Linked DNA regions of Homo sapiens: region 2 is linked to region 1. A link is an interaction called in ENCODE POLR2A ChIA-PET data of the cell type or tissue named here. Cell type or tissue: OCI-LY7. All regions are shown on one strand. Each heading gives the region's core, and the rest is flanking DNA. Links, peaks and the distances in the headings are about the cores only.

Region 1 (11,464 bases), core at 1,691-9,690:
ACTGGAAATGGACCAGCTGGCCAGCTAAATGTTTCATTCATTAAGAAAAGAATCAGGGCATTTGCCAGCAACATGGACAAAAGCAGAAGATTCAGAAAGATTTCACAAAATTTGTGAAAATTTAAGATGGTTTTTTTAAAAAAGGTAGACCACACTCTTAAGGGTAGGAATATATCGCTCTTTAGCAAAATTGCTTATTAAAGAAGATATACAACAAATATCTTAAAATCAGACACTGACTAGAATCTTGGTAATAGACTTCAATATACATTTCGGTGAGGTTTTAGTTATGATAGATGTAGGCCCATATTCTTATAAATGTTAATGGCCCATATGTACAAATTGGTCCATTTGCCAATAAGCACATTTATTTGTAAGCTAGCCAATTCTGTCTATTCAAAAATTCAAGAAAACATTTAGAATGATTTACAAGCATAAAAATTATGACCATTCTTACTGCAGACAATTGGTATAAGGCATTTTCACTGTAATGGGAAGTAATTGTCACCTGCAAGAGACTTTTGCTTTTGTTCCACTACATTTCATTTTCTACACAACAGCAGATTTTAAAAATTATAAATCAGATATCACTTTACTGCATGAAACACTTCAATAGCTTCCCAATGCAATGAAAATAACATCAAAACTACTTAATATACCATTAAAGATTAATATTATCTTCCACTTCAGGTTATAACCATCTTTCAGTAAATGTATTTCTCTAAGCAGGTCCCTCTTCCTGTTTGTGGAAGATACTACCAAGCACCTTCCCTTGAATCTAATGTTACTTTGGCTCAGAATTCTCTGGCCCCAAGTTTGCTCATAGCTGAGTTCTTAAATCCATTGAAATCTCAGATAAAATATCATCTCAAGAAAGCCTTCTCTGGCTCTCTTATCAAAGATGTTCTGCTTCCAGCTCATCTCTACCCCGTTTCCATGGTTATTATTTTTTAATTCTCAGAGCACCTTTTATTCTTTCTTAGTATTTTGATGTTATTATTGGTCTTATCCTAGAACATACTCATGAAATTTTTCTATTTACTACTATATCTCCATCATTCATAATCGTCACTGGCACCTATTAGGCATTTATCACGATAAGTATTTGACTGAATAAATGACTGAATGAAGAAACTGCCTCTGCAATTTTATTTTTAGCTTTTTTTATTCTTTCCATTATAGTTTACGCTGCTTTTCAGAATATAAACAATTACCCATTTGATGTTCTAATTGATTTCTGTCAAGGAGAGTTAACATTTTATCTGGTTTCAGGAAGGTTTTGGTGTTGTATCCTGTATGAGCAGGAAAATATAGCTTATTCTATAAAATGCACACCAAGAAAAACAATCCAATTGTTGCAGATAAATTGAAACTAATATTAAAGCTCCAAATGCTGCCTTAACTATGGAATATTAGAGGCTACAGCTATAAACAAATCAGTCTAGTGGGTAGAAATCATTCATTCATTTGCCAGTCCTGCAAGGTCTTGCTCAATCTCATTAACTCTGTGAAGTGTCTCCAGAGTCCTCCATTCTTCTCAGTTAAAATTAATCACTCTTGAATCTAAGTTTCTACATATACTTTATACTTAACTTTTGTTTCAGTGGAGAATTATATTTAATTGTTTAGGTATCTGTCTCCTACTAGAGACTGATAAATCCTTTGGGACTAGGATCACATTTACTTATAGTCTAGCCACAGTGACTATTACACATAGTATAAATCAAATATTTTAATAAATTTGACGTTTCTAAAACCCAAAAAAGTCCACTTTAGACCAGGTGTAAAAGTGCGTTGATAAAATTCACTAGCCTTGGCATATATCAGTTTGTAGGTTTAAAACAAGGGTCAGCAAACTATGGTCTGTTGTCTAAATTTTGGGTTTTATAGAGTCCAAAAGCTAAGAATAGTTTGTGCATTTTTGAATAATTTTTTTAAAATGAAGAGTTTTTCATGACATATGAGAATGATATGAAACAAAAAATCCAGTGACCATCAAATGTTCTATTGAAAGTGATGAGTTTCAGGATGCACTACCTCAAACTATGGCACTGTGACATTTGAGAAAATAGCAGAAGCAAAAAGATTACTCTCTCCTTCCCTTGTCCTTCTCCCCTGAAGCAGGTCATAAAATCTAGGAAGGATTTTCTGACCTTCACTTGAAACAGTAAGACCCTTAGAGGTACCTGTTCTACATCTGTAGGAAAGGAGCATCCTCATCTCTGAAGATATAGGGAAACAGAATAATCAAAACAAATGGGGCTTCCTAAGATTTCCCCATTTATTACCATTAAATCATATCCCCTTTGTCCAAACCTATTGCTGCATTTGCCTCATTATACTGTCCTTCTTTTTGAAATCCAGGAAAAGCCAACCAGCATTAACATCAACACAGAACTTAAGTCTGATAAGAAATATGTACAATTGATTATCTCTGAAGCCTGCTACCTGGAGGCTTCATCTGCGTGATAAAACTCCAACAACCCATTATCATCATAACCCAGACATTCCTTTCTACTGTCTCCAGGTCTTCAAATAATAACTTAACTTTTTCAACCAATTGTCAATGAGAAAATATTTGAAATCTACCTATGAACAGGAAGCCCCTTCACTTCAAGTTGTCTTGCTTTCCATATGTAACCAATGTACATCTTACAGGTATTGATGTATTCTGTCTCCCTAAAAAGTATAAAAGCAAGCTTGCCGGGTGCAGTGGCTCACACCTGTAATCCCAGCACTTTGGGAGGCCGAGGAGAGCAGATTGCGAGGTCAAGAGATCAAGACCATCCTGGTCAATATGGTGAAACCCCATCTCTACTAAAAATACAAAAATTAGCCAGGCGTGGTGGTGCATGTCTGTAGTCCCAGCTACTTGGGAAGCTGAGGGAGGAGAATCACTTGAACCGGGGAGACGGAGGTTGCAGTGAGCTGAGATCGCACTACTGCACTCCAGCCTGGGTGACAGAGTGAGACTCCATCTCAAACAACAACAACAAAAAAGGCAAGCTGTACCCTGACCAACTTGGGCATATGACATTAGGTCCTCCTGAGGCTGTGTTATGGGTGCATTCTTAACCTTGGAAAAATAAACTTTCAAAATTGATTGAGACCTGTCTCAGATACTTTTGGGTTCACAAGCTAATACAATAGTCAATAGCTTACATCAACTTAAAAACTTTTTCCCCTATAAAGCCACTTGTAACTGCTACTATGGAGCATATATATCCAGGGCAACTTGAATCTATGTCTCACGGGTTGCAGTCCTCAAACTTGGCCCAAATAAACTCTCTATTTATATTAATCTAGTACTATATTAATTTTTGTTTCTTTTTTCTGATTGATATTTCAAATAAATTTGGTCACAGCCACCATCAGGGAATGGCAGTTTCCCAATGGATCAAAACACCTGAAACTGGTGATCAACAGCTTTCCCAGTGTTACCACAGGGTCCTTTCTCACAGAGTTCCCAAGATGGTGGCGGGCTGCTTCCAAGATGGTGGCAAGCCTCATGTTCTGTGACCTGGGGGTTCTTGGCCTCACGGATTCCAAGGAATGGAATCTTGGGCCATGTGGTGAGTGTTATAGCTCTATTAGAAGCCGTGGGTCACGGAAGAGAACTGTGGAACCCAGTGACTAGTGTTCAGCTCGATTAGGACGAACCTGGGCGCTTAGTCATGCAGGAACAATGGCAAGCCTTTAGCCCCATCTGGAGCGGCAATGGGCGCCTTGCTGGATCAAGAGCACAGTGGACACCCTTCCAGATCTGGAGTGATGGAAGTCTGCGACGCAGTGGTGGATGGCGAGCGAAAGCTCAGCTCAAGCGTAACAAACACGGACCAGAAGAGTACAGTTGCAAGATTTAATAGAGTGAAGATAGAGCTCCCATACAAAGGGAGGGGACCCAAAGGGGGTTACCGTTGCCAGCTCGAATGCTTGGGTTTATATCCTGATAATTGTCCCTCCCGCTGTGCTCTCAGGCAACAGGTGATTGGCTATTCCTTTACCTCCAGTTTTTGCCTAATTAGCATTTTAGTGAGCTCTCTTTCCTACCTGATTGGTCGGGTGTGAGCTAAGTTGCAAGCCCCATGTTTAAAGGTGGATGTGGTCACCTTCCCAGCTAGGCTTAGGGATTCTTAGTTGGCCTAGGAAATCCAGCTAGTCCTTTCTCTCACCAGTAAGATCTCAGGAATTGGGCAAGTGGGCTCGAGCATGCCATTAAGAAGCAAAATGGCAAAGTTTAACTGGTATATGAGCTTCTGGGGGCATTCCACTGGAAAAGGGGAGAATGGCTCAGGTGAGCATCCATACAACTCCAGTAAACACACTGCACATGCTCACTTCCCAAGTGCTAGCTGGCCACCACACATGCGAGCAGCTCACACTAAGGGAATAATCAAGGGAAATGGGATGCGAGATTCTGGAAGTATGCCAGCATATAAAACCCCAAGTCAAAGGTCAAACCCCACACTTGTACTCCAAGATGCCTTCTTGGCCCTCTTCCAGGTGTACTCTACTTTTCTTTTCATTCCTGCTCTAAAGCTTTTTAATAAACTTTCACTCCTACTCTAAAACTTGGCTCCATCTCTTTTTCTGCCTTATGCCCCACAGTCAAATTCTTTCTTCTGAGGAGACAAGAATTGAGGTTGCTGCAGACCCCTACGGATTCGCTGCTAGTAGCTCGGATACTCACCACCTCTAACAATAAGACCAGTAAAGCCTAAAAAGTCTACTATCTGAACTCCACAAAACAGCTCTGCCAGTCCTTACTCAAAAACAAAGAATCGTGTTTATTTTCAGGCACCATAGGAAAGGATTGCCCTCTCCCAAGCCTTTCTAACTCCCTCCCTCCACATAACCCCTGAATATGGTCATCTCATATTGCTCATATAGAAACTCACAAGAAGGCGTATTTGTTAGCCCAGCACACCAGACTTTTACAAAGTCTATTTTGTAAAAACAATGTGATGTTTTAGGGAGTAAATCCAACATCTCTCCTAATTCATTACCCTTGTAAAAATGCTTCAGGATCACTACAATTGACTTTCAAACTGAGGGCATTCCCCTTATTGTTATTTAGCTAATTTAACCTGACTTTTCAAGAAAATGAGATGTACTGTGAAACAGCCTGAAAGAACACCTAATGCTTATCTCAGAGAGTGCTGTTACTCCACTTGACTCTACATCTTGAAATAAAGTCAATTTTCTTGTTAGCTTACAAAAGAGAAAGAGAAGGAGTGTGACCAAAAGCCTGTGGTCTATAACAGGAGGAAGTGAGAGAGAAGGGAAGAGAGAGATTTGTTCTTAAGCTTTATGAAACACCAGAATGAGTCAGTTCCCATTTTGTTTACTTGATAATAGACTTCAGGAAGAACACAAAGATAGTACTCAGAAAATTAGCAAGTCACTTGTAACCAGATAGTTTTCCTGAGATATGTCTATATCTTTTGTCCTCTACTTATTCTTTGACTTCCTTGCTTCCATTTTCAGTGCTCAACGCAAATCCTGAAAAGTGCTTATCCAAAAACCAACCTTCCCATTTCTAATTTTCCAAGTAAATCAACAAATTTGAACCTCTGATAGAGCCAGTGAACTGCTACACAATACCACTGTCCTCAATTAACATCTTCTCTAGGCAATTTGCACCAAATGAAGTTCCCTTTGTGTCCAGCCGATGTTTTAAGGAAATAAAATGATAAAATGGAGAAATCTTTTAGATTGAGCTTGTTCAGATAACATCTAAGGGGCCATCTTTTTTTACCCACTCTTCTTCAACTCCAAAAAAGAAGCAAAGAGGCCTTAAAATATATCCCACCTGTTGTGAAGTAATCACTCTCCGGGTTGATCAGAAATCCTATTCTATGATGGTTAGTAGACCCTGAACACTGCATCTTGTAGAATAAGTGAGGCACCACCTCTCTGAACACAGTTTGCATCCTTTTAGGAGGAAAACAATTAAAACATTCTCCCAGGCACTGAAACAAACACTAAAGTTTTAAATCACAAATTCACCAAAAACACACAGACACGCACGCACATATACCAAATGAATATACATATATATTAATATATCTAATGAGAGAAAGACATTTGTAAAATAGCCCTGTAAATTAAAAATATTTCTAGTTATAGAGTAATGTAAAAGTAGAATGCTAACAAGTGAATTTCCCTGTAGCTTGATCACTCTAAAGAGAAATAGCAATTAGATACTATTTTTCTCAGACTTGTAGCCAGGGAAGAGTATTTTACAATTTCAAAGCTGAAAAGAAGAGCTACATTATAGAGACATATCAGCTGATAAAAGTAATGCTGACCAGGAAGCTTTTATTTTCAAAATGTTTTATTAAACTATATTCTATTCTAGAATATGGTGGGTTTTTTAATTGGATTACCCTCCAGGTGCAAAAGTGAGCCTATTGTTCTGCCACCTTTTCCTCTGAGGGAGCCCTAGGATTATTAACCTTCTCCATTAGGAAAGACAGACAATATCCTAATGCCTAGTTTGAAGGGATAGTTGGTGTCTGCAAACCTATAGAGAGACTGGCAGAATGTATATTCATTAATTCAACTGATATTTATTGTGCTGTGGATACAGCAACAAACAAAACAGACAATTCCTACAATTGAGAAGCTTACCTTCTAGTTGACGGAAACAGATGATGCATAACAAGCATAACAAGTAAATAACAGCATATTAAAGATGACATGTGCTATGAACAAAAGGAAGGCATAGAGAATTAAAGTGGGGGAACAGTTGTTATGATTTTAAAGGAAATAGTCAAGACTGGCTTCATTGAGAAGATGACATTTGAATATCTGAAGACCAAAAATCTTGGAAAAAAAAAAAAAAAAAAGACCCAGGCAGAGAAAACAGCCAGTACAATGGCCTTGAGTTTGGACTATGCCTGGCATGTTTAAAGAACCTCAAGGAAGCCAGTGGAGTGACAGTAGATTGTGTGAGGGTAAAGTAGTCAACAAATAAGTTAAGGTAGAGGTAGGAAGATGATGTAAGGAGTTAAAGTAATAATCTGAAAAATAGATGTGGCCCCATTGGCAGACTTTGAGCAGAGGCTTAAAGATACTGCTTTGCTGGAGTTGTAATTGTAGGGCATATAGCTTTGAGAAGGCATGAGTGTTTTAGGACCTGAAATTTATTCTCATACATGAAGCATGACTTGTCTCATATGAGGTGTGATAGTATAAAGATAGCACAGTTAAGACTTTTTGTTTAGAACACAGGAGAATTAATGAGTTCCAGGTTTGCTGAGTGATTCATGAGCCACTTAATCTTTCTATGCCTCCAAGAGGTTGTAAGCAATAATGCTAGTCACCACGTGTAGGTCTCAGAAGGGTTTGAGAAACTAGGGAGATGATGGAGGAAAGATAAAGTGTCAGATCAATATGAGTTGTCTTATAGCTACAGAGTTGATGACAATCTTATGTATGTTCTAGTTGACACAACAATTATAGTGTTTTCTATCAGGATCCAGAGTGTCTATGCTGAGGCTAGAAAGTCAAATTTTTAGAAGATTGTTATAGTTGTAAGAATGATAGGATATAAAGTATATATAATTGAGTTTTACAGTAATAGTGTTGTAAAGGTGCTGTCAGGAGGCCACTATGATAGATGTCAGATAAATCTACCGGATGGAAGACTCAAAAGTGTTAGGCCAAATGTGGAAGAAGCAGCTCAAGCCGAAGTCAGGCATGTCACCAATGTTAAGTGACAAAACTAGCTATTGGAAAGCAAAGAAAGGGAATAAGAATTGCCCTTATAAAAATGTCTAATTTGTTCTACAAAGACAAAAGAACAGATTTTTGTTAGTTAACAAAATGTAATGGAATCAGATTTTTTAAATGTCAAAAATGAGAGTAAAATGTTTCCTAAGATGATAGCTACATAGCAAAAATATCAATATGATAAATAAAAATGGTAGGATAACATAGATGATCTACCAACAGACTCTCTTACATGATGTGAAGGAAGCTGGAACTTATCTAATCAAAATCCTGCAGATCACATTACATAGAATACCAATTATGAAAAACAAGTTGCTCTATTATACTTTCTTTAGAGAGCATATATTTTTTAATCAAATAAGTTAACTGTAAGCAGAAGCATTGGCACCCTTTCCCCATATCAGACTAAAAGAAATAGGTTTATCAAATATCTTCTGTAAATGGAGGCTGAGTGGGATAGGGATATGAAATAAAAATGTTCTGGTGCTAGAGGATAAAGACTGAGGACAGTGTTCCCCAAGGTGGCTTGCTTAGAAGTTTTGGTTAGAAGTAGGTGGGAGGTTCTGTAATCAAATATATTTGGGAAATACTTGTTAAAAGCACATCATGCTTCAAAAATAGGCAAACAAGATAATAGGATAAAATGGTGGGCCACTTAAAGAATGGATGCAGAACCAACTAGAAATCCAGTGAGAGCTAATTTAAGGTGGCACTATACAAAAGGACTGGAGAATCCTTCAAAGAAAAAGTTACTTCTTTAAGAGTTTTGATGAAGACTCTTGTCATAGACTATGAAAAAATTATTTTGTGTTCATAGCGTTTTAGACTTGAAAATACCCTGAAGAATACCGGATTTCCTCTTTTACAGTCCTGTGCACTGAGACTTCAAAAGGTTAAGTGATTTACCTAAGGCCATAGAGCCAAAATTTGAAATGAAATTCAAGTCTTCAATCACAATATTCTTTTACTTCAAAACTTCTAAGTATCAGGCCGGGCGCAGTGGCTCACGCCTGTAATCCCAGCACTTTGGGAGGCTGAGGCGGGTGAATCATGAGGTCAGGAGATCGAGACCATCTTGGCTAACGCGGTGAAACCCCGTCTCTACTAAAAATACAAAAAATAAGCCGGGCGTGGTGGTGGGCGCCTGTAGTCCCAGCTACTTGGGAGGCTGAGGCAGTAGAATGGCGTGAACTCAGAAGGTGGAGCTTGCAGTGAGCCGAGATCACGCCACTGCACTCCAGCCTGGGCGACAGAGTGAGACTCTGCCTCAAACAAACGAACAAACAAACAAACAAACAAAACTTCTAAGTATCATGAAAAGAATGATAGATTCTTGCAATAAATATGGTATTATCCTCTATTTGAGGTAAGTTATTTCTAATGCATTTTGCCATGAGAACTGCATTTTCCTTCTTTGGCAGAGAATCTCCTTTTCCTAGCAAAAAGCTCTTTGTACCTACACCAAGCATTCCAAAAATACAGATGCACTGAATATTTGATCTGTGCTTTCATTTTTTAAGTTTCTACCATCATTTTATCATCAATGAATTTTTATCAGTGTTTACAGATCTGAAATAACTACAGAGCTGATATTAGGAAGATATTATGATAATATAGGTCATAAGACATAGCTACAGGATAAATATAGATCTGATACGAGAAATGTAGAATGAGACAGAAAATTCCAAGTCAATAATCTCACCAATACTGAAAGATGCACATACAACCAAATAATTACATGTAAAAGATGACAACTGAATAAGTTCTATAATCTAGTTAACAGTATTGTATCAATGCTAATTGTCATAGTTACATAAAATGACAACACTGAGGGAAGCTGGGTGATAGACAGGCACACCCTATGTATTGTTTTTGCAACTTTTGTAAGCCTATAATTATTTCAAAATAAAATGTTAAAAACAAGCAAAGAGAAAAAAAAATGCCATAATTCATTAACAGGATCCAAAGACCTCCCTAAACTGCCAAAGAAGTACATGGAACAGAAAAGATTAAGAAACCCTGGCCTAATCCTTCTTGGTAACCACAAGCAGAGGTGAGGCTCAATCACAGGCCTGGGTATCTTCCAGAAAACTACTTCGAGTTGACAAGATTCAAACAAATCCATTTCCAGGAATTTTTGCGTATCTTTTTTTCCTTATATAATGGTTCAGGTCACAATTCCTCCTCCATCCAGAAGAATAGAAAGAAAACTTTTGTAGTGCTTTTTGCTGACTGATTGCAGACTATCTTTCTGGACCACTCTTACCCCCACTCTCCCTAATTTAGTAAGCAGGTAAAACTAAATGAGATGAGGTTGGCAAGAACTGCCAATCCAAGTTAAAAAGAAAAGAAAAGAAAAAGCAAACTATAAAAGAGCTGATCTCTCCTTACTTTTGCCATCTAATTAATGTGTCAGTTCTTTCAAGACTGAAGACAGAATCAGGAACATGACTTACTGTTGAAGATGTAAGAAATATTTTTCTGATTCATTTTATCAGAAAATTTAAGTTTTATATTAAGAAACATTAGTAGGTCATATTTTATGCTCATAAATATGTATCAAGTATTTTAAATATTTAACATATTATATTAATAAATATATTGTTAAAATAGTATAATCTAAAGATGTAGCTTTCAAAATTCTTTTTGTAAATAATACAGTGCCAAGTAAATAAAACAAATATAATGTTTGGAATCTATATGCATACCAAAATATACCTATGAACATATGTATTGTTTACACCAGAAGGAGTTGAAAAGAAACTTAAATTTCTCTAAATAATTTTTGCCTAAACTTCAACAATGGAATATAACTTAGTATTTCAAACATGAAATGTAACTTTTAGAACTGAAGCTCATCCTACTTGATATTTTGAAAGGGGAACAAATTTTAATATTCAAATTTCATTATTTCTCCTCAGTGAAAACTTGCCAAACAGGTTCACATCCTTCAATTTAAATGTGAAAATACTTCAAAAGCATTTTGGAGCCATTTTTTTTCTTAATTGTTAACTCTGAATGCAGAGTACGTTCAGTAAACTAGTTTTTCACACAACGCCCCAGTTGTCATTCCATTAGTTTCCTAGGGCTGCCATAACAAATTACCACAAACTAGGTAGCTTAAAACAACAGAAACTGATTCTTTCTCTGTTCTGGAGACTAGAAGTTTAAAATCAAGGTGTTTTTAGAGTTAGTTCCTTCTGAGGCTCTGAGGGAAAATCCACCCTATGTTGTTCTTTGACCTCTGGTGCCTGCCTCAATGCTTGGTGTTCTTTGGTTTAGGGCTGCATAACTCCAGTCTCTGCTTTTGTCTCTCTGTGTCTTCATTCTCTGCCTGCCTTACTCTCATAAGGACACCAATCCTTGGATTTGCTGTTCAACTTAGATCTGGAATCATTTCATCTCAAGATCCTTAATTACATCTACAAACATGTTATTTCAAATAAAGTCACATTCGCAAGTCCTAGGGAATATAACGACATATCTTTTTGATTCAACATAATTCAACCATTGTTGATTAAGTAAGCCATTATTGAACCTACTGCAAACAGAATTTTATCTTAGAAGTAAACAGGAAAAAAAAATGGTAACCTCTGTTTGATCACAAATAGTATGGGCTTAAGGTTTGAACATGTGGTAATAGTAATATCATGCTGTACATATGTAGGTTTTTATTTTTTAAGAGTTTACAGAGGGCTTTCAGATTCACTCTCTTCAATATTTACCA
Region 2 (11,464 bases), core at 1,764-9,763, 56 kb after region 1:
CAGCTAATGGATCATAGATTCTAGAATAAAGACAATGTAGAATAGAGCCACAGCTGCCCCACAACAGGCATGTAGCATGAAAAAGAAATAAATCCTTTTATTTTTGTAAGCTACTAAAATTTTGTGGTTGTTTGTTACCACAGAATTACTTGGCCTATCCTGTCTAATATATCTGTTCAATATACCTTGAAAACGGTTGATGCTTTGTTTAGAGAGAATGTTTGGCCATTATTTACCATCAGAACCTCTAAAAGAATTTGTTCAACAGGATCATTTATCATGAGGAATTAACTGTAAACAGATGAACACATCACTGTTACTGTGGTCAGGTAACAGGACATAGAAATAGTTTTGCCTTAAAAATTATCTTAAATCTGTTAAATAAAATAATCACACCCCAGCGTAACCCATGTCTTTATAATAACATGAGATTTCTCATTTTAGAATGTTTTCATATGGAGAGCCAAGAGTAAAGAACACAATGAGTAAACCATGTTTAATTATTTGCCTTTCTATAAGAAGCACGTACGTTTATTTATTTTTTTCTAACAACAAAAAGCACCATTCCTTACTCCAATGAAAAAATAAAACACAGGAAAAATGTTGTTTGGTTCAAAGCCCACATTTTCCCACTTCACTTTTCATTTTGTTCTTTAAGTGCTGGTACTGAGGAGTGATTTTACTGTGTAAACAGCTCAGTATTTCCACTCATTTCTAGTAGTTACCAACGGCCTTTTATGGTGATTTAAGAGAATTCTGTTCCTGCCACATAACATATTTAAGCTAAAAGGAGGCATTGAGGTGTCATGTCGTCAATGGTGCTAAATTCTTAAACCCTTACATATGCACAAATATGCAGTGTCAATAAGAAATGATTTTGGTATCAGTAATACTGAAAGAGAAAGTGAGAGAGAGAGAGCACACAGAAGGCAGCCTGGTTCCCTCAGAAAGGAACTGACAAGTTCTGTTTTATCACATTCCCTGTAAAATGTTACAAGATATACTCTAGAATACACTTTTTTGTATGATTTACAATTAGAGAATTCTTCTTTTACATTAAAACACAGATAGATTTTCCAGCTCAATAATTTCCCCAAAATCTCAGGCAATAAAACAGCCAATTGGACCAGCTTGAGAAAATAAAAATACGAAGATATTTTCTCTAATTGAGCTACACTGTGGAGGCCTTAATTGTATGCTGTGTTTAAAAAGATGATCTGTGCCACCAACAATATTCATATTCTCTCTGTAGATGGCAGATGATTAGTCTCCAAGAACACTGTGATAAATGCCCTGCTACACTAGGAATCGACTGTTCTAATGTTTGAGGACATGCTTTGTTTTCATATCTGTATCAACACAAAATCTTTATTTGCAAGGTCTGTCATTTCAACTTACTTGTGAGAAATGATTTCCTCTCTTAGAGATTGTCAGTACTCATCTTAAATTCAAGTCATCAACAAGGACAGCAAATGGAGGAGAGTTCCTAATGACTTCCTAATGCCAAGAATATACAAACATCTTATTCTAGAAAAAGATACTATCAGTGATTATCGCTCTAAGAAAGGGAGAAAAAAAAAAAAGACTTTCAGAAACACTCTCAGTTCAATGAACCCTATCCTACCTTTTCTCTTTCCAGAAAAATAAAATACACATGAATGAATGATATAAAAGAGGTCAGGTATATCAATGCCGTTTCAATATTGAGTGACTAGTCTTTGGAAGTTCTTCAAAGGCAGCTAGGGTGAAGGAAAATTTCTTGATTCTTGAGAAAATTAGTTGGAATTACAATGATAAGAAATTACAATAAGAAATGAGAAATGTGCAGGACAAAGAAGCTAGGCTCCTTTCACTGAAAAACCAGATAAAAGACAAAGCACAAAACTTTAATGATGCTGATTAGATGCCATTCAGGGACAGCCTCAGAAACTGAAAACTCCCCACTTTTGTAAGCATGGGGAAGATACTAAAGAAAATAAGAAAATTGTCTCAACCCTAAAAAATATAGTACACTACTCTGAACTGAAGGTGACAAAACATCCTATTTGGATGATTATAAGATATTTGGAGTAAAGATGTTTTCCTAAGACAAACTAATATGTAGTCAAGAGAGTATTTTAATAGGACTATATTATTTTCAATAATATTTGAATTGATAGGTGTTATCATTGGATAAATAAGCCTGATCTTAGCCTAAGAATCAATCTTATTCAGGGAATATATAATCCATGTGTAACCATGTGTCTAAATGTGTTTCTTCTGTGCTGTGTTTAGGGCTTTATGACATGCTGATCTCAATCCCTAGCCATGAATATGGCACCTTGGGAAAGGCTGGCTGATGACATCTTGAACTGGCAGTTTTCACCTCTGAGATAGGCTTGATTGCCCTGGCCTTTAAATGTCAGGGGCTGTGCAGGAAAGGTTGAGACTTTGCTCTTAAAGATCTAGCAGCTCCAAGATCTTCCCTGCTGATGGAGAAAAAGCAAATATTTTGTATCTTTTGAAATCTAAAAATTTACTCTCCTCAAATTAAACAGAATGGGCAAAAACTTATCTCTATTGTCCTTCAACTCAGAGAGAGCTACTAAACGTAGCAACTTTCTTAAAGCTAGCTTTTAATCTCCAGAAGACACGTCTGAGGCATGTTATTAAAAGGATAAAAAGGCCAGACGTGGATCCTCACACCTGTAATCCCAGCTGTGAGGCTGGGATGGGTTAATCACCTGAGATCAGGAGTTTGACACCAGCCTGGCCAACATGGTGAAACCTTGTCTCTACTAAAAACACAAAAATTAGCCGGGCATGGTGGCCGGCACCTGTAATCCCAGCTACTTTGGAGGCTGAGGCAGGAGAATCGCTTGAACCTGGGAGGTGGAGGTTGCAGTGAGCCGAGATCATGCCACTGCACTCCAGCCTGAGCAACAGAATGAGACTCCATCTCAAAAAAAAAAAAAAGAAAAGAAAAGAAAAGAAAAAAGGTTAAATCTTAGATAAGAGGTGTTACCTGGAGTTGCAAAGCAGACATTGATTAACGGTAAATGTGAAGAGCTTATATTCCTAAAGAAAGAAATATTTTTATCCCTATTCATCTAGGATATAGGCTCCCCCTTATAAAAATTGCTTTAATGTTTAAAATAGAAAAAGAAAAAATAATTTTATCTATAGAAAAAGGGACAAATATAGCTCATTAATATTTTGGTTGAACTTTCATAGTCATGGAAGTATTTTAATATGACAATATTATTTTCAATAATACATAGCTATGGAAGTAGAATGATAGTTAATTGAAATCATTTTTCTAGAATAGCACTGTCCCCCCCAAAATATAACAAGAGTTACTATACAATACAATTTTCTGTTTTGTTTTTTTCTTTTTTGAGACACGATCTCACTCTGTTGCCCAGGCTGGAGTGCCGTGGTGTGATCTTGGTTCACAGCAACCTCTGCTTCCTGGGTTCAAGCTATTCTCCCACCTAAGCTTCCCAAACAGCTGAGACTACAAGCACATGCCACCACACTTGGCTAATTTTTTTGCATTTTTTTTTTTTTTTTTTTTTTTTTTAGTAGAGATGGAGTTTTGCCATGTTGGCCAGGCTAGTCTCAAACTCCTGGACTCAAGGGATCTGCTCGCCTCAGCCTCCCACAGTATTGGGAGCCACTGAGCCTGGATGCAATTTTAAATTTTCTAGTAGGTATGCTAAAAAGGTAAAAAAGAAACAACATAAATAAATTTTGATATATTATTTAACTAATTTTATAATAAATAATCAGTATTAAAACAAATTTATACTGCCTTGGTTAAGTTTGACTTTAATGACTTAAAATGAAATAAGAATAAAAAGTCCCTCAGTTGCAATAGCTGCATTTCAAGAACACAATACCCACATGTGCCTAGCGGCTCTCATAGTGGACAGTACAGTATTGGAACACATCATCGTGAAAACATGCACATAAGAGTTGAGGAAAGGGAGGCTCAGATTGCGTAAATGAACTTTTTAAGGCTACCCAGCCAGAGAGAGTAAAGCCACCTCAACTGGGATCCTTTTTCTAAGCTCAAGATATTTCTTTTAAGTAATGTTGTGTTGCATTCTAATGCACTAAATTTTAATTTTACACACCAAAAAAAAAAAAAAAACCTTTTGTAGTTCTTAACAGTGCAGATCAATGAAGACTAATTCATTGATTATTTGGAAACTCAGAGGTTTCCAAATGGGCCTCTTTAAGACATATTCAGCAGCTCTGCAGGCTGATTAGGAGAAATGGACACTCTTAGGGGTCATATTTTATTCTTTCACTGAAATCAGCCAAATGTCCAAATTATCACAGGTCTCCTCCCTATGTTTTTCTTTCTCGTTTTAGTTGGCCATTAGGTTTGTGGTTTTATTAAGGTTCTTGTGGCAGTGTCAGCCACATTCCAGAAATCAAGTGCATCTCATACCATATCCAGATCCTTTTTTAAAGTGTCCTTCCAGACAACTGACCACAGGCTGAGTCACTCAGTTAACTCAGCTGTAACAGATGATGGATCTCCCTCACTATGGGATCTCTCATCCATCATAAAGCACACCCTGCTCTCTATAGAGATAATACACCATTACAGGGCTCAGGGATATAAGAGAGAAGAATCACAAAGAATAATACACCAAAGAATGTGTTTTGTCAGCACAAGATAGAGCCACATCAAGCAAGCAAACAAAAACAGAATTTTCTTCAGGTGTGAGTACATTTGCTTTATAAAAATCTTCCGTTCGATGCCCCATTTTGTCTGCTGTAAACATGCTTTGTTGCTGCATAAAATTAAGAGTCATCCTTTGTGTTCTCAGACCTTATATCTCTTTCATTGAATTATCCTCTAATGCCCAGGACTGTACTGGAAACTGTCCCAGTGGCTTGTCAAATCCTTTTATTTTTGTTATGAAGCAGGTTTTACCTGAAGGAGATGCCCATTTGTTGCCAAACTTAATTAAGGAAAGTTGGATCTTTTAGAACAAGAAAAGCATATGAGTGGCTAAATAGCAAAGGACATTTTATGTGTTTTTTCTACAGCACTAAAACAACACCGTGTTCTTTCCATCTAAATAAAAAGACAAAACAGAACACTTCTAAACCCTGCTGACGTTGTGCACATTATTTGCTCATCGTTATCCCCACTTAACAGGTGGAGAAATTGAGATAGTGAAAGATAATTGGAGCTACCTAGTGCCACAAAATAGAAGACAGAGCTAGAAGTCATTAACTTTCTCAATTTCCACAGCATAGCTGAGGCACTGTGGTTTTGAAAAAGAACAGATGGTAAGTGAAGGCAAGAGCTGAAGATGAGACCTTCCTTTAGTAACTCAGAAAGCTGTGGAATGCTATTATGCATGCTAAGTAGGATAGACACTCCATATATTGAAAGCAAGCCATAGTGCCTTATATGAGGTTATAAAAAATATATCCCTTTCAAAAGGGTGGCCTATATTTATATTATCTTTTAGTGTCCTATTTTCAGGGGACCCAATTCAAAGAAAGCTTTTGTTTGTTTGTTTGTTTTAAATAGTGGGTGGTCTTTTCAGTGATCTGTTCTGAAAAGACCACCCACTATTCACCCCAAGTAGTAGGCTACAATTAGATCTTTTAGATGGGTTTCTCTAGTTTGTTTTTGTTTTTTTTTTTTTGTTTGTTTTTGCCATTTAGTTCTGTAGTGCATTCAAAAAAATCTAATCCACAAATAAAGTCCATCTCTTGTTCCCAAATAAATTCTAACCTATTAAGGTGTTCCTTCTGTCTCCAGAAACCTTGGAAACAAACTTTTTACTGTAATGCAAACCTGAGAACCAAGAAGTCTGGATACTCTTCTTTTATGTACTATTTTTCATGTACCCATGACTTTTGTGTGTTTGTGTGTGTGTGTGTGTGTGTGTGTGTGTGTGTGTGTGGGATGGAGTCTCGCTCTGTCACCCAGGCTGCAGTGCAATGGCATGATCTCAGCTCACTGCAACCTCTGCCTCCCATGTCCTAGTGGTTCTTTTGCCTCAGCCTCCCAAGTAGCTGGGACTACAGGCCTTGTTTTCTTGATATATCAAAGAAAGGATACTTTAAGCTACGAGGCATAATTTCCTTCTGCCATACTCCCATCACTGATATTTCATTTTAATCTTATAATAACTTTTACTTCTATGTCTACAATTAAGACAAATTATTCAACTTTTAACTATATACTCTAAAACTACACTAATACGGTAACACTAGCCATATGTGGATATTAGCACGTGAAAAGTGACTAATTCTAGTGGAGGTACACTGAAGTGTAAAATGCACATTGGATTTGAAAAGCATTTAATACAAATAAAAGTAAAACATCTCAATTTTTATATTGATTACACATTAAAATAATATTTGAATATATTAGGATCAATAAAACATTTTAAAAATTAACTTCACCTTTTATTTTTAACTTTTTAAAGTGGCTATCAAAAATTTAAAACTGCATATGTGACTCACATTTTAGTTCTATGGGATAATGCTACTATAGAGCAGGGGGTGGCAAGCTTTTCTTGTGAAGGCCCAGATAGTAATATTTTAGATTTTGATGTGACTATACATTCCCTATTTTAATTATTCAGCTCTGCCACTATAGCATGGAAGTAGGCATAAACAATACGTAAACTAATGAGCAGGCTGTGTTCCAATAAAACTTTATGGACACAAATTAGAATTTCATATAATTTTCATATGTTATGAAATATTCTTTTTAACTGTTTAAAAGTATTTTTTTTTAAATCTCCTTTCATGGTACAAAAAAAAGTCTCCTTTCATGGGTCAAAAAAAGGATTCAGAATGGTCAGTCAGATTTGGCCCACGGGGTGTAGTTTGCCAACCCTTGTTACAGAGTATATGTTACAAAAAGTTTGATGTGAGAGCAATCCTGTCATCCACCAAAGCCCATTATTCCTGTCAAAGAGAACCAAGTCCTGTTATAAAATTGGAAAAAGAAATCTTAAATGAGGATGGCTGGGATGAAAGTAGAGGTAAGGATACTTGTTTAATTTCTCATGTTCCATACATCACAAACTTTTTTATCTTCAGGAATTAATGCTATCATATTTTATTCCAGATATTCTTATGCTAGTATATTTTATGCAACTTTTAAAAAATGGAGGAGATGAAGAAGTTGAGACAGAAGGTAAAAAAGAATTCACAGATGTTAGTTAATTCTTCTTCCTACATTTCAGTTTCCCTACCTATTGTACAGTAGGTGCATCAGCTGGTGGGGCTGAAAAGAGAAGTCAGCAGAAGGTGGTACCTTGGCAGAGTTGAAGAGCAGATGAAGTTTGTTATTTACATTTATCCATCCCGTCTACCTTTGCCTATTAACCTCTGACCTCACATAGTTTATAGTCTAGTAGGGCAAATAGATTTTAAGCAAATAAACATGTATCATTTAAAAATGTGAAAACGTGGCCGGGTGCGGTGGCTCATGCCTGTAATCCCAGCACTTTGGGAGGCCCAGGTGGGCAGATCACCTGAGGGCGGGAGTTCCAGACCAGCCTGACCAACGTGGAGCAACCCTGTCTCTACTAAAAATACAAAATTAGCCAGGTGTGGTGGCACATGCCTGTAATCCCAGCTACTAAGGAGGCTGAGGCAGGAGAATCGCTTGAACCTGGGAGGTGGAGGTTGTGGTGAGCCCAGATCGCGTCATTGCACTCTGGCCTGGGCAACATGAGTGAAACTCTGTCTCAAAAAAAAAGTGAAAACATATGAAATAAAAGAGCAGGCACAATAGAATGGTGTTTCCCAAACTTAAACGTGCATACATAACCTGAAGATTTTGTTAAAAGGCTGTACATGATTAAGTAGGTCTAGGTGACGCCTTTCATTCTGCATTTCTCTCAGGCTTCCAGGTGATGCTGACATTTTGATCCTTAGACCACATTTTTTAAAATGCAAGGTTGACAGTAAGAAGTACTTTCGTCTTTTTTGGTTCACTGATGCATCTTAATTACCTAGAACAGCACTTAGCAGACAGTAATCACTCAAATATATTTTGAATGAATGAAAGTTGATAAAGAAGAAAATAACATGGATATATCATTTAGATTGAGATATCCAAAAAAATGTCTCTGATGGAGAAATATTTGAGCTGAGCTTGCATCCAGAGCCATCTTACCTTCCAAAAGCTACCATTGCATCCCTCTTTCCTCCACTGTTTATTCTCAACTCTAAGAATGGGTTCTCATAAAGGACCCCAAATAAAGATGGAGATTATGGATAATAGTGAAATATGTTGCCACTTCTGTGGCATCTTTTTTTTGCAACATCAGTGTCATCAGTGTCTGGAGAAGGAACAGTTTCAAAGTAAAGACTCTCTAATAATGGAGTTCAAGGACTAGTGACAACCAAATGGGGACGTATTTGGTGTCAGTGTCCTTTTGATCATGCCAAATATGAAAACTACTACAAGTCTGTACATAAATGTAGTGATACAACCATTAACAAGAATGAGCAACATTTTTTTTTCTGTAAACTAAGTCTAGCAGTTATGACTAGCACTATTTTCCCTCACAGAGGAACTGATAGAATAGTGGACTCCTAGAGATGTAAAGAACCTGAGGGATCATCTATTTCAATCACTTTCTTAAGGTATTTTTTATTTCCTATTCAACCTTTAAACGGTTATGCAATCTGAGCTCACAAAACAATCCATTCTATTGTTAGTACCTTGTAAATGGTACTAAGTTGTATCATTAATAATTTATCTATTCCTAAATCTTTTATTTACTTGTTCTGATTCATTTATTCAACAGATATTTTAGTGCCAACATGTTGAGATAAGTGCAGTCATTCATGGGCCTTGCGTATATCTTCCTGTCCTCTGGAACCCATCAGAATAAGTCTGATTCATCTTCCCTGTGACAGTGCGTCATAGTTTTAGAAGACTGTTATTCTTAAAGATGTGGGAAACTGTCCATTTATCTTTATGAGAAGTTATTTCATTTGGTCACTCTGTCATAAGTGCCACATGCCAGTTGCTGTCACAAGTGCTTGGGATATTGCTCTGCACAAGACAAACATGATATCTCTCCTTATAGAAATTATAGTTTATTGAGTAGTGCATGCATTGAACAAGTTAATACAACATTGGATATTTTTTATAAGGCAAGAAAAGATACCATGAGATCTAGATAGTAAGAGAGTAGGATTTCTAAAAACTCAGCTTTTACGTTGAAGCCTAAAGGACTGAGGTTGAACAGAGTGGGAGAAAGAATATCCTAAACCAGGGAACAGAGAGCACAAAGACCCCATTTGAGAAACAGAATGTCGTATTTGGAACAAAGATGGCTATAGCATAGTGTGGGAAGGAAAAGTTTTATGAAATAAAGCTGGAGGAACCAGGTCTTGAAGGGCATTGCAACTTAATTTGAAGGCTTTTTACTTACTTGAGCCAAAAGACATGAAGGTGAGGAGTTTTAAGCAAGATAGACACAATCAAATTTGAATTCTATAAAGATTGCCCTGACTTCAGTGTTCAGAATGGAATGGAAGTGAATAAAGTAGAGACAGGGAGATATGCCAGTGTTTCTTAAAATGTGGCATGCATATAAATCATATGAGGATCTTGTCAAAATGTAGATAAGTAGGGTTGGGTGAGCCCTGAGATACCACATTTCTAACAAACTCCCAAGTGCATGAAGAAGACTGTGGGCTGAGAGATGATGGAAACTAGATAAAGTGATAGCAGTATAGATGAAGAGAAGTGGATGGATTCAGGTGAGTTTTAGAAAACAGATTCAGTAGGTCTTCACATATGATTTGATGTGGGATAAGAGGGAAAGGATGTTCCCCAGGTTTCTGGCTTAGCAAATGGGGAGTTAGGGTCATGATGTCTTTGACCATTTTATGATTGAAAACATGGCAAAATCTCAATTATTTTCAGCCTTTCATAAATATAACAAATTTCCTCCAGTCAGCTGTCTTGGTCCATGAACTCTCATGTATGTATTCTAAGATGTGTTAAGTGGCTTAGAAAATGCATAAGTATAAGTGTATTGCCTTGATATGGGATTTCTGTTTTTTTAAAGACAAACAATCTGGGGATTAGCTTTCTGTATACATAGCAACTTGCACATCCAGTAACTATATCTTTGCAGGAGTGCAGATCTGTACTTCTACAGTGCACTGTGGACTTCAATGGCTTGCCTACCAATGGGGTCTCTTTTGGCTTTAGCAGCAGAAGTGGGTAACCAGAGATGAAAAGGCTCATTTCCTAAGTTTTTACTACTGGTGTGACAGTAAGAATGGAAATCACATTTCTGTGATGAGCCGACATGGTTTTTAACAGCTAGCATTCTTTCTCCACTCCCACAGCACATTCTCTGGCAGATTTCTGTTAAACAGAAGAGGCAATGTAAAGGTCTGATTATTATAGATTTCTTAAAGTTTAGCCCACATAACAATTGCACCCAACCTTTCTAGAATAGTTGAGAGAAGAGAGAGGAAAAGAAAAGTCTGATGTATTGAAACAACAAAATCTCATTGTGAGAGACACATCTGTTCTCTCTCCTGTCTGAAATATAATACCATTTTGTTTTATGAACAAAATGTTTATCTGTTGAACTATTCAGGCACAGGGATAATGAGCAGGTCCTAGACTTGTAAGCTGACTTGGAGAGTTAAAATATTCTTGGTTGCTAAGCTTTAAAAAGGTGGTTGTTTGTGGTATATAATCCATAGTTTTCCATCTGCTTAAATTGAAGCTGACAGAAATTCAAAGTCAATGCCTTCCTTATAAAGTGATCCTTTGTGATGTAATTACAGAATAAAATCTCTAGGCTGAAATAGGATTTTCTCCCATGGAGATAACATTAAAAAGAAATAGAGATACTAATAAACAATCTGAGAACATAGATGAGTAGCAATGAAAGGAAGAAAAGTCATTTCTTTAATTCTCTTGAATGCTGTCAAAAAATAACAGCACTCAGCTGAAACAAGCAATTTAAACTAGGCTACAGGAATTGAGAAAGCCAACTGAGGTATTGCCAAAGTCCCAGGAAAAGACAGTTGTCTTATGACAGAAGACATCATTATGGTACCTGCCCAGCACGCAACACTGCTCTCTGTCAATTTGCCTGCTGAACAACAGGATGGGTCCCTGTGGAGAAGATGATTCTATTTCTTTCTTCCTGGATTCATGAAGAAACCTAATTTCTCAGCCTTCCTTGTGTTTAGATCACCCTGTGATTAAGCTCCAGCAATAGAATGTGAGTAAAAATTATGAATGCCACCTCTAGTCCTGGCTTCTAAGAACCCTTCCAAGAACTCCTCCACCTGTTCTGTTGCTTCACCCATTGGCTGCCCAGTTGAAGAAGAAACAATAGAGAATTCTGACATCATAGAGAAAGCCAAAGCTATAAAAGCCACCGACTGTGGTGGTGTTGTTACAGCAATCAGGTACAGCTGACTAATAAAGTCGGTATAGCCA

The links. ChIA-PET counts read pairs that join two places held together with the same protein. Peaks named below come from ENCODE experiments on the same cell type or tissue, not always from the same donor. Only the 100,000 strongest peaks of a DNase experiment are listed, where the experiment ranks them.
Region 2: POLR2A ChIA-PET joins it to region 1 with 10 read pairs; 2 of 35 experiments call an interaction of 5 or more read pairs at or near these places.

The regions. Positions count from the first base shown.
Region 1 is chr12:78,451,985-78,463,448 of GRCh38, reverse strand. No RefSeq gene overlaps it. Among named protein-coding and RNA genes, the nearest start is that of LINC02424, 98 kb to the right of the region's middle. RefSeq lists a silencer at 5,224-5,273. In OCI-LY7, for the core only: no CTCF peak of the experiment used is centred there; a DNase peak (open chromatin) is centred at 5,298; H3K4me3 peaks cover 673 bases; H3K27ac peaks cover 776 bases.
Region 2 is chr12:78,396,368-78,407,831 of GRCh38, reverse strand. No RefSeq gene overlaps it. Among named protein-coding and RNA genes, the nearest start is that of LINC02424, 42 kb to the right of the region's middle. In OCI-LY7, for the core only: no CTCF peak of the experiment used is centred there; no DNase peak of the experiment used is centred there.